Regions from separate parts of the Homo sapiens genome. Here region 2 is linked to region 1. A link is an interaction called in ENCODE POLR2A ChIA-PET data of the cell type or tissue named here. Cell type or tissue: endothelial cell of umbilical vein. All regions are shown on one strand. Links, peaks and the distances in the headings refer to the core of each region. The heading gives the core; the rest is flanking DNA.

Region 1 (5,382 bases), core at 123-5,122:
GGGGAAATTATTATGTATACCTCACAGGGTTTTCATGAGGATTAAATGAGTTAATCTGTGTAAAGCACTTACGGGACTACCTGGTCCATATTAAATGCCATAACACTGCTAATTTTTGGTTTTGACTTTTAACTTGATGGTTTTGACTTAGCCCTTCCCCCCTATTGCATTAACTGTGAGGACAGAAACCATGCCTGTCTCCCTAAGGCTTTGCACAGGTTCTGGACTATATTAGGAACTAAAATGTTTGTGGAATGAATGAAGAGAGACCTCTAAGGCATTGCTTCTGAGATCTGACTGCGTATAGGAACCACCTGGAATCTTGTTAAAGTGTAGATTCTAATTAGGTAGTCTGAAGTGAGACCTGAGATTCTACATTTCTTTTTTATTTATTTTATTTTTATTTTTTGAGATAGGGTCTTGCTCTGTAGCTCAGGCTGGAGAGCAGTGATGCAATCAAGGCCCACCGCAGCCTTGACTTCCCAGGCTTAAGTGATCTTCCCCCCTCAGCCTCCTAATCCTGAGTAGCTGGGATTACAGGCGTGTGTCACCACACCCAGCTAATTTTTGTATTTTTTGTAGAGACGGGGTTTCGCCACGTTGCCCAGGCTGGTCTTAAACTCCTGGGCTCAACTGATCCTCCCACTTTGTCCTCCAAAAGTATCGGGATTACAGGCATGAGCCACGGCACCCTGCCGAGATTCTACATTTCTAACAAGTTGTCATGCTCCTGCAAGGCTCTCGGGAGCCACTGACTGTTATCTTCCCTTATTTTATGGCTGTCCTATAGAAGACAGATGTTCTGAGCCCAGAGCAATAGAGAATGAGGGCTAGTGGATCAAAGTGCCCAGAGGTAGAATATGAGGCTTAAAAGAACTTAATTCTGACTATTAGTGCTGAGCAGTTACTCAAAGAAGAGGCCTGCTTCAAATTACTGAGTTTCCCCCGATTCAAAGAGGGCTGACCATCTGTCGGGGATTTTGCAGAGGGAATTTCTGCTCTGGGACAGAGGTTAGATGGATGATTCCATTTGACTGTGTGTGTTTTCCCACCGAAGGACCCAGCTGTTCTTTCTGTTTTTGCTTCCTGTGGAAGCCCTATGGTTGGGAGCGTTGGGTCAATAAACAGCTGGGGAGAGCACAGATGCACTGTAGACAAGAAACTCTCTGGAAACTGAATGGGTTCAATCCAATTGGTAAGAGAACATTAGTGGAAAGATGGCATTATTGAATGTTTGAAAAAATGAACAAATAGAAAAAAACAATAGCTTTCTAAGTCAAGGCTTGCCGAATCCGGTCATAATGAGTGGGTAAGATGTCCTGGGGAGACACTACAGCGTGGTGGTTAGGAGCACAGGCTCTGGAGTCAGTCATGGGTTCAAGTCCCTGCCCTGCTCTTACTAGTTATATGACCACAGGCAAGTCATTTAACCTGTCTATGCCTTAGTTTCCCCACCTGGCTGCCATGGTGAATAACACTGTGGAGCTGATAGGCTTGTGTGAGGATGATTTGGTGCATGTGTAACACAGTAAATACCTGCAATACAGCCTCAGCACTCAGTGAAGAGTGGCTATTGTGACTGAATTTGCAATTAGCAGCTTTCGGGACATCTCTTAGGAAGCTCAAACATGGCCTTTGCCATCTTGTAAAACATCGATATGTCCGTTTTAAAAACTCAGCCAGTGGAGTATACAAAGGAATCCATAGCCAGGCAGACTTTAGCCTTCCTGAATTTTTTAGATTTTATTGAGTGGGCCTGGTAACCAGCTATGACAGAGCTTGGGGCTATTAGAAAAGAAGCCATCAGGGCTTTTCTCTCCTCGCACGAGCCTTGATCAGAGCCTCAGTTACTGACGGGTCGTTTGCTCGAGATGGTAATCCTGCCTTCTGTATAGAATTACAAGCCTAGCCAGAGAGGAAGTTGTGTTTATCTTACCCCAAACAGCAGGCATTCCAGTGACTCTTGACAGACAGGAGGAAGTTATTGCCAATCTGCTCTTTCCCAAAAGCTGCCCTTCCCTGCCCCCAACGTGCTCCTTGCATGTTTAGAGAGGTTTCTGCCAGCCAGCCTGCCAAGTGGCATTCTCTCCCGGGCTTTGAGGACAGTTGCATTTGCAGAAGGAATGTCCAGAGGCTACTTCTTTTTCTCTTTTAATAGATTTAGGGGATACAAGTGCAGTTTTGTTACTTGGATGTATTGTGTAGTGGTGAACTTTGGTCTTTTAGTGTACCCATGGCCCCGGTAGTGAACATTGTACCCAATGGGTAATTTTTCAACCCGTACCACCCCCACACCTTTTGGAACCTCCAGTGTTTATTATTCCCCTCTATTATGTCCATGTGTACCCATTGTTTAGCTCCCCCGGTGGCGGCTACTTCTATATTATTGGCCAAGGTGGAGGCATCTCTCCCCAAGGTGAGTGGTCAGCCTGGCTCTTACAGGAGGCAAAAATTGTGCTTATTCTCATTGGCACTGATTTGGGAGAGATAAGTGGAGAGGGGCTATAGGTGTGAAGAAAAGAATACATCTTTTCAAAGAACCCACGTGTTTTCCTTTCCAAAACAATAGCTGGAGGTCAGTGTAGAAAAACTCCAACTTGAGCAGTTGCAATAATTGAGAAAATAAGTTGGGCAATTATTCCTCTAACTGAGATTTAAAAGTTCCTTTCTTCGTCTGGTATTTTTCCGGGTACATTTGAGTTCCAATTTGGGTGCTTCTGAAATGTCTGGATGTTTTGTGCTGCTAAAATTATATGTGTCTAAAAATGTTATCAGTGATGACACTTATATATAAGCTCGCTTGGACTTATGCTAGCAAATTTCTGTGACTAAGGTCCTCTCCTCCCCCTATAACCATTCCCAGAATCGTGGCATTTGAGGTAAAGGTAGGAAATAGAATAACCCAACTTAGGTTTAGCAATCAAGTGAAGGACTATCACTTGAGAACTTTGCTTCGGTCTTGTCGACAAAGAATACGGGGTTTTGTTACCATAGTTTCAGTGAAAAATTTGACCTTAGCTACAATAACATACAGTTAGAAAGAACCAGCTAATCGGTTTTCTAAAATTAGTGTTCTCTAGTACATAAACCAGTAGGAACAGAGTATTTAATTAAATATTATACAAGGATATAAAAGCCCAGGGGAATGCAGTCCCTTGATCTGGGCGGGGGGAGGGAGGAAACCCACAGTGCTCCTTTACTGGTCTCTTGCAAGCTACAAGAACTTTACTTCTTTTAAAAATGTTAGTATTGGTTTTATTTTCAGATCTGTCAGGAATGAATTTATACAGCTTGCTGAGAGAGCAAAATAAAACATTCAGCATTATTTCCAGTTGTCCCCTACAGGGTACAAACTAACAAGGCAAGATGTGAAAATGATGTTGGGCTAGGATTCTGATAAGGACACTTGTTGGTGATCTGCTAGATGACTTTATGTGAAGGAAAATTATTTTCTTTTTTTTTTTTTTAATTTTTTTTTTTTTTTTTTGAGACGGAGTCTTGCTCTGTTGCCCAGGCTGGAGTGCAGTGGCGCAATCTCGGCTCACTCCAAGCTCCGCCTCCTGGGTTCACACCATTCTCCTGCCTCAGCCTCCCGAGTAGCTGGGACTACAGGTGCCTGCCACCACGCCCGGCTAATTTTTTTTTGTATATTTAGTAGAGACGGGGTTTCACTGTGTTAGCCAGGATGGTCTCAATCTCCTGACCTTGTGATCCACCCGCCTCGGCCTCCCAAAGTGCTGGGATTAGAGGTGTGAGTCACCTCGCCCAGCCAGGAAAGTTATTTTCTCTCCAAAATCTGGGCATTTTAAAGCAACTAATTTCTAGACTCTTGTTCCTTTGAATGCCTAATGTGTGATTAAGTGGGGCCAACGTCTCCTAGTTCTGAGTACAGCTATATCTGCCTCCCCCAACTCCACAGGCCATAAGCAATAATCTGTATGAAGATTATGTAAAATTTGACATCTCTTTTCATCTACTTATCAAGAGCCCCAGCAGTAGCTCATGTTTCTGATAGTGGCTGGAAATGTCATCAATATTGTGTGAACTTAGAAAGCTGTGGTACCATTTCTGGAATGAAGTGGCTTCCAGATTTTGTAATTTCAGGACAAAGAGGTTTCTGGTCCTTCATTGACACTCTTCTCTGATTTTATTATCACCTGCCCTGGAGGCTGCAGAGGTGCAACTGGAGTTCAGTCGTTTGCCAGGTTTATCACTGATTGGAAACATTGCTCTGGGTTTTCTTGAACTTCTATTGTTGTATCTCTTTGTCAATTACATATTGATACATTTTCTTAATTTCAGTTTTATGATTTCAGCTTTTTAATTGGACTTTAAGATAACTATCTAATAGAATTGGAAGGGTGAGGTATATTTAAGGGAATACAAATGTTTTTGTTTGACGTTTTTACCATTTTGCATGTTTCTGTAGTGGCATCTCAACTATTGCAATGGAAAATATGTCCTTGGCAAGACTCTTAGAAACACAGCCTCAAAGGTCATTGGATTGTGCAAGCTTCTTGACTATTTACAAGGTCACCTACCTGAATGAATAGAAATGCTCCCTGCCCTTAAGGAATTTGCAATTTTATGAAGAGAGATGAGTGAGAACTACTTTGTGGATTATTCTTGGAGAATGTTGAATCCCAGATGAGCTTTTAGTCCCCTGATGTTCATTGTTTTTATCTATGCCATCAGATCACTGTGCCCAAATAATTTGAATTCATGTTAATAATAGCTTACGAAAAATGCAGTAAGAGAGCTTGCTGGAAAAGTGACAGCATGCATTTTAAATTACTTCTAGTTGACCTGGCTTTCATTACCCAAATATCCACAGGCCCTTCCATGAATATGGATAATTGAGTTGATATTTAGCAAATACCATTGAAGAGGTTAGATGTGTCAGGTTGGTTGTTGGAATGGTGAACTAGACTCTTGATTTTGGATGATAGCTTAAACTAACCTAAACAAAAGGGGGATTTTTTGGGGTCAATCCCAGACGAACAGCTGAATTGCATGAAGGACAGGAGTGCAGCAGGGGCTCAGGAAAACACAGATTCAGGCATTTGAGTACTGTCAGCAGCCTACGTCCATATCTTGTGTCTTCTTTCTGTGCATCTTTCACCTTGGTTTCTTGTCCTGTCCTCTTCGGGTTTTGATATCAAGGTTATACCACACTGAAAATGAGTTGTGGAGTGTTTCCTTTTTTTATTCTCTAGGGGAGTTTGTGTAATATTGGAATTATCTGTTCCTTGACAGTTTGGTAGAACACGTGAGTAAAGTCATCCCAGCCATCTGTTTTCTTTATGTCAAAATTAACTACTGATTCACATTCCTTATGTCTTTAAAGGGCTGTTTCTTCCTGGGTAAATATTGTAAGCTCTG
Region 2 (5,382 bases), core at 307-5,306, 91 kb before region 1:
CCCTTCTGAATACTTTCTGGCTTAGTTTACATTGAAGTTAACTTAGTAAAGCTTTTCTAAAAATTATTTTGGGGAGTGTGACCTTAGAATTCCGCTGGACCTCAAGGCATTTCTCATTACAACCCACACACATTCAGGTAACTGGATCGCATCCTTATTAACAGTTCTCTTTCTAGTTTAGAGTTGTCGTGCAGTTGTGATTAAATAACAGCGGGTCAGACTGCATTATTCTTTGCCTTCTGTCCCAGTCCAGTGTCATCCAAATAACAAAGCACCCAGCACCACTTGGGCAGGATATGACTGCCTAGAAATTAGTTTTTACTGCAGGGGGAAAAAAGATGCTTGGTAATTCTCATCCTTCAATGAAAGTGACTTTCAGTTGAAAGAACTTAAAATAGCCTACTCCTCTCATTTGTCAAGGATACTTAGTCAGGAATTTGTTTCCTTAAACTGTTGATCCAGAAAGTGCCAAGCTACAAATGAAGAGAGAATCCTTGTTCCTCAAGCTCCCACCAACAGCAACTGTTTTCTACCCAGCCTATGGCTATCCCTTGTGTCAAAGTTTTACGAGTCATATTAATAACACAATTATGAAATCAAAACAGTCTTTATCTTAAATACTGGAAGTATATCTTAAATACTATCCTTTTTTTCAAGAAAGGAGGGTTATCTATAGCAAGGGTCCCCAACCCCTGGACCACAAACCAGTACTGGTCTGTGGCCTATTGGGAACCGGGCCAAACAGCAGGAGGTGAGTGGCAGGCGAGCAAGCAAAGCTTCATCTGTATTTACAGCCCGCTCCTCGTTGTTTGCGTTACCACCTGAGCTCTGCCTCCTGTCAGATCAGTAGCGGCATTAGATCCTCATAGGAGTGTGAATCCTGTTGTGAAGAGCTCATGTGAGGGATCTGGGTTGCTGGCTCCTTGTAAGAATCTAATGCCTGATGATCTCTCACTGTCTCCCATCACCCCCAGATGGGACTGCATAGTTGCAAGAAAACAAGCTCTGGGCTCCCACTGATTCTACATTATGGTGAGTTGTATCATTATTTCATTATATATTGCAATGTAATAATAATATAAATAAAGTACACAATAAATATAATTTGCTTCAAACATCCCAAAACCATCCCCTCCCCTGCCCCACATCCGAGGAAAAACTGTCTTCCACAAAACCAGTCCCTTGTGCCAAAAAGGTTGGGGACTGCTGATCTGTAGTATAATATCCCCCCAAAAAACAAACACTGCTACAATAGCAAAACTTGCCTTAATCCCTTCTGGGACTTAATATCTATACCTTTTAAGATTCTTGTCTCAAATTAAACGTCCAAATAATAATCATGAGTAATTCATGATTAATTCATGATTATTACTTCGATAATAATACTCTGTTTTAAACCATTAAATTCACCAGTTTAAGATATTTTTACACACAAACTCTGAAAGCTAGCTCAATGTTTTACCTCAAAACTACATAAAAAGAAAACTAGCTGAGATGGCAACAGCATCAGCAAAGCTTTTGAATCTCGCCTCTCTACGTATAAAACCAGACAGAACAACTAGAGAGCAATACCCAAAACCCAGGAACAATGTGCACAGCAAATCCATGTGACAAAGTATCCTCACCAAACCCAGAACGCAAACAGGTGAAGAAAAACCGCCAACGGCCATACAACCTGCATGGTGTCTGTGGCTGGGCAGTGGTTGGGCAGGAGAAAGAAAAGAAAGCAACAGGAAATCAGACCTGTGAAAAGGAAAATCCCAAAAGAGCCAACAGGCATTACTGGAAAGCATGGAGGGACAGTTTGACAACAGTAGCTCACACTGGAAGGAATTTTGCCCACTCCAATAAGGAGTAGGTTTAAGGGGCCCATGGTAAGAACGTGTGAAGGCACTCAAACAGTTGTGCACCATGAACTCTTTTTTTTTTTTTTTTGAGACGGAGTCTCGCTCTGTCGCCCAGGCTGGAGTGCGGTGGCGCGATCTCGGCTCACTGCAAGCTCCGCCTCCCGGGTTCACGCCATTCTCCTGCCTCAGCCTCCCGAGTAGCTGGGACTACAGGCGCCCAACACCACGCCCGGCTAATTTTTTTTTTGTATTTTTAGTAGAGACGGGGTTTCACCGTTTTAGCCGGGATGGTCTCGATCTCCTGACCTCGTGATCCGCCCGCCTCGGCCTCCCCACCATGAACTCTTGAAACTGACCTGCCAGGGTTCCCTTCCAGAATAGAGCCTCACACCAAGGAGAAATCTCAAGAGACAAAACCAAACTCCTGAAATAGAGGGACAAGAGAGAAAAAGGAAAAAAAAAAAAAAGAGAGAGAAAAAGGAAAGAGAAGTAGTGGAGGAGGGGAAGAAATCCAGGACATCTCAGAAGACAGGAGGCCATCGTTTAAACACTATGTTGAGAACAACTAAGAGGGAGTTCAGTGAAGTTACAAAGCTACCCTGAACCATGTCTCTTTCTAAAAGTTCAGAAAAACTGAGTTCAAATGCAAATGAGCAACAGAAAAGACTCAAGCTCAAATGCAATCCAAATTTCTATAAGAAGTAAGAGAAGAAGCAGCAGAACAACATCCTTATGAATAACAAATGCAGTCAGGAAGAAATGCTCAAAAAAAAAAAAAAATCACAACATGGTGTTTTAAAATGAGGTAGGCCGGGCATGGTGGCTCATGTCTGTAATCCTAGCACTTTGGGAGGCCAAGGCAGATGGATCACCTGAACTCAGGAGATCGAGACCAGTCTGAGCAACATGACAAAACCCTGTCTCTGTTAAAAAATACAAAACATTAGCCGGGCGTGGTGGCGGGCCCCTGTAATCCCAGCTACTCAGGAGGATGGGGCAGGAGAATTGCTTGAGCCCAGTAGGTGGAGGGTACAGTGAGCCAAGATTGCACACCGCACTCTAGCCTTGGTGACAGAGCCAGACTCTGTCTCAAAAAATAAAAATTTAAAAAATGAGGTAAATGGCATGAAGAAAATGATGCAAGAGAGAACAAAATAAATCAGAATCCACAAACTCAGATGAGGTAGAGAAGTCAAGTAGCAACTAGAAATAAAATAAAAAGTCATTTCAGAAATAAACAGATAATTAAAAGACACAGAAGACAAAAGAGAAGAAAAAATTAAAATAAAAAGAAGAGGCCAGGCATGGTGGCTGATGCACGTAATATCAGCACTTTGGGAGGCTGAGGTGGAAGGATTGCTTGAGCCCAGGAGTTTGAGACCAGCCTGGGCAAAATAGTGAGACATCATCTCTACTAAAAATCAAAACAATTAGCCAGGTGTGGTGGCATGTGCCTGTTGTCCCCACTACTTGGGTGGCTGAGGTGGGAGCATCACTTCAGCCCAGGAAGTCAAGGCTGCAGTGAGCCAAGATCGTGCCACTGCACTCCAGCCAGTGTGACACAGCAAGACCCCTTCTCAAAAAAAGAAAAAGAAAAAAGAGAGAGAAAAAAATGATTAAAAAGAAAGTGATAAACACTGAAAATGGGTAAAAAGAATTATGTAAAGAAAGATATAAGAAGTTCCTAAAGAATAAAACAAAAGGACACACAAAATAGTAAAAAGTATAACAGAAAAATTTCCTGAAGTTTAAAAAAAAATTGTGAAACTAGATATTGAAAGCTTCTACCCCATACCTGAGAATACTGACCCAATGACAAACACCAACACACAGTCTAGTGAAATCACTGGATACTAAAGAACAAGAAAAAGGAAAATCGTTGGGTATTCAGGCAAAAACAACTAATTTTCAAGGGAAAAAAATCAGATTACCATCAGGCTTTTCAATAGCAATGCTTTATTCCAAAAGAAAAAAAATAAAGTATGTGAGCTACTCAAGAAAAATAAATGTGAACCAAAGATTTCATATCCAGAAAAGTTGACTTTAAAGTATAAAGAGCACTAACAAACTGTTATCAACGGGCAAAAACTCAGGGCATATTGTTCCCATGGCCACTTCCTGAAGAATCTAGTTGAGAATGAGCTTGATCAATTCAAATGACTAGAGAGACATGATCACAGAGAGTATTAAACATGTATAGTCACTTGTAGAACTGAGATTAGTTGAGAGCTAAAATGGAAAGAGTACTCTCTATAATGGACATATGTTTCAATAATACAGAAATAGTACAGTATTTTAAAACTAGGGGAGAAACAGGAAAAGCATATATAAATGTTTGGGAGTTTTAAAAACCTATTCTCAGTAATTACACTGGGGATGGTAGCATTAGTATTATTGAGACCACTGTGTATGTAACCTGGGATAAAATAAATGCGTGATTATAGACTAGTCTATCATCCCCTGTGTCCTTGAAAACCAGTATTCCTGCTGTGGAAGAAAGGAGATAGATGTAATACAGAACAGGTTAAACTAAAAATCACAAAATGGAAGTATCAGTGTATACTCATTTTGGCATTTTATCTCAGTCTGTCCACTGCAGAGGCCTAGAAACAATGACCAACCTAATAGCAATGAGCATACCCAGGGCCTAGACAGGGTCCTCGAAATACTGTTTTCTACTACAAGATACTAGAGCTTCTTAAAGAAATGGCTTTAAGGATGAGGGGTAGGGGAGGGAGCAGATCTTGGCCTCACAAAAAGCAAAGCTATGAAGCCATGAAGCCATGAAGGACTACTAGGACTGAAGCACTGCTAGGACTCAGGACAGTTGCTTAAAGCTGGGGATGGGAATCGGTAATGACCACAAATGGGCATGTGGTTTCTTTTAGGGCTGATAGATATGTTCTAAAATTAGATTGTAATGATATAGATAAATTTTTGATACAACCCCAAAATAAGTGAGTTGTATCAATGGTCAGCTTTCTAGTTGTGAAACTGGACTATATAAAAAATATGGAATTATACACTTAGTATGGTAAAACCTATGGTATGTAAATTACATCTCAATAAAGCTGTTGGAAAAAAAGATATGCCCAAACCTTCAAAAGGGATCATGGTTTCAGTGTAAAATAAAATATGGCTTGTTTTTGTTTTGTTTTGTTTTCTCCCCAGAGACAGGGTCTCACTCTGTCACCCAGCCTGGAGTACAATGGTGCCATCACAGCTCACTGAAACCTCGAACTCCTGGGCTCAAGTGATCCTCCCACCTCAGTCTCCTAAGTAGCTAGGACTATGAACACATGCTACCATACCTGGCTAATTTTTTGTATTTTTTGTAGAGATGGGGTCTCTCTCTCTCTCTCTTGCCCAGGCTGGTCTTGAACTCCTGGCCTCAGGTGAACATCCTGCTTCGGCTTCCCAAAGTGCTGGGATTGTGGGCATGAGCCACCATGCCTGGCCATAAAATATATTTAAATCCATGAGTTCATGAAGACTTTTTTAAATCCAGTGATTACACAAATCTACATTTGTGGCA

The links. Peaks named below come from ENCODE experiments on the same cell type or tissue, not always from the same donor. Only the 100,000 strongest peaks of a DNase experiment are listed, where the experiment ranks them.
Region 2: POLR2A ChIA-PET joins it to region 1 with 5 read pairs; 4 of 35 experiments call an interaction of 5 or more read pairs at or near these places.

The regions. Positions count from the first base shown.
Region 1 is chr3:4,531,974-4,537,355 of GRCh38, forward strand. All of the region lies in intron 4 of ITPR1 (inositol 1,4,5-trisphosphate receptor type 1), which reads left to right. Among named protein-coding and RNA genes, the nearest start is that of ITPR1, 41 kb to the left of the region's middle. RefSeq lists an enhancer at 1,832-2,126. In endothelial cell of umbilical vein, for the core only: no CTCF peak of the experiment used is centred there; a DNase peak (open chromatin) is centred at 2,048.
Region 2 is chr3:4,440,339-4,445,720 of GRCh38, forward strand. All of the region lies in intron 3 of SUMF1 (sulfatase modifying factor 1), which reads right to left. Among named protein-coding and RNA genes, the nearest start is that of SUMF1, 24 kb to the right of the region's middle. In endothelial cell of umbilical vein, for the core only: no CTCF peak of the experiment used is centred there; no DNase peak of the experiment used is centred there.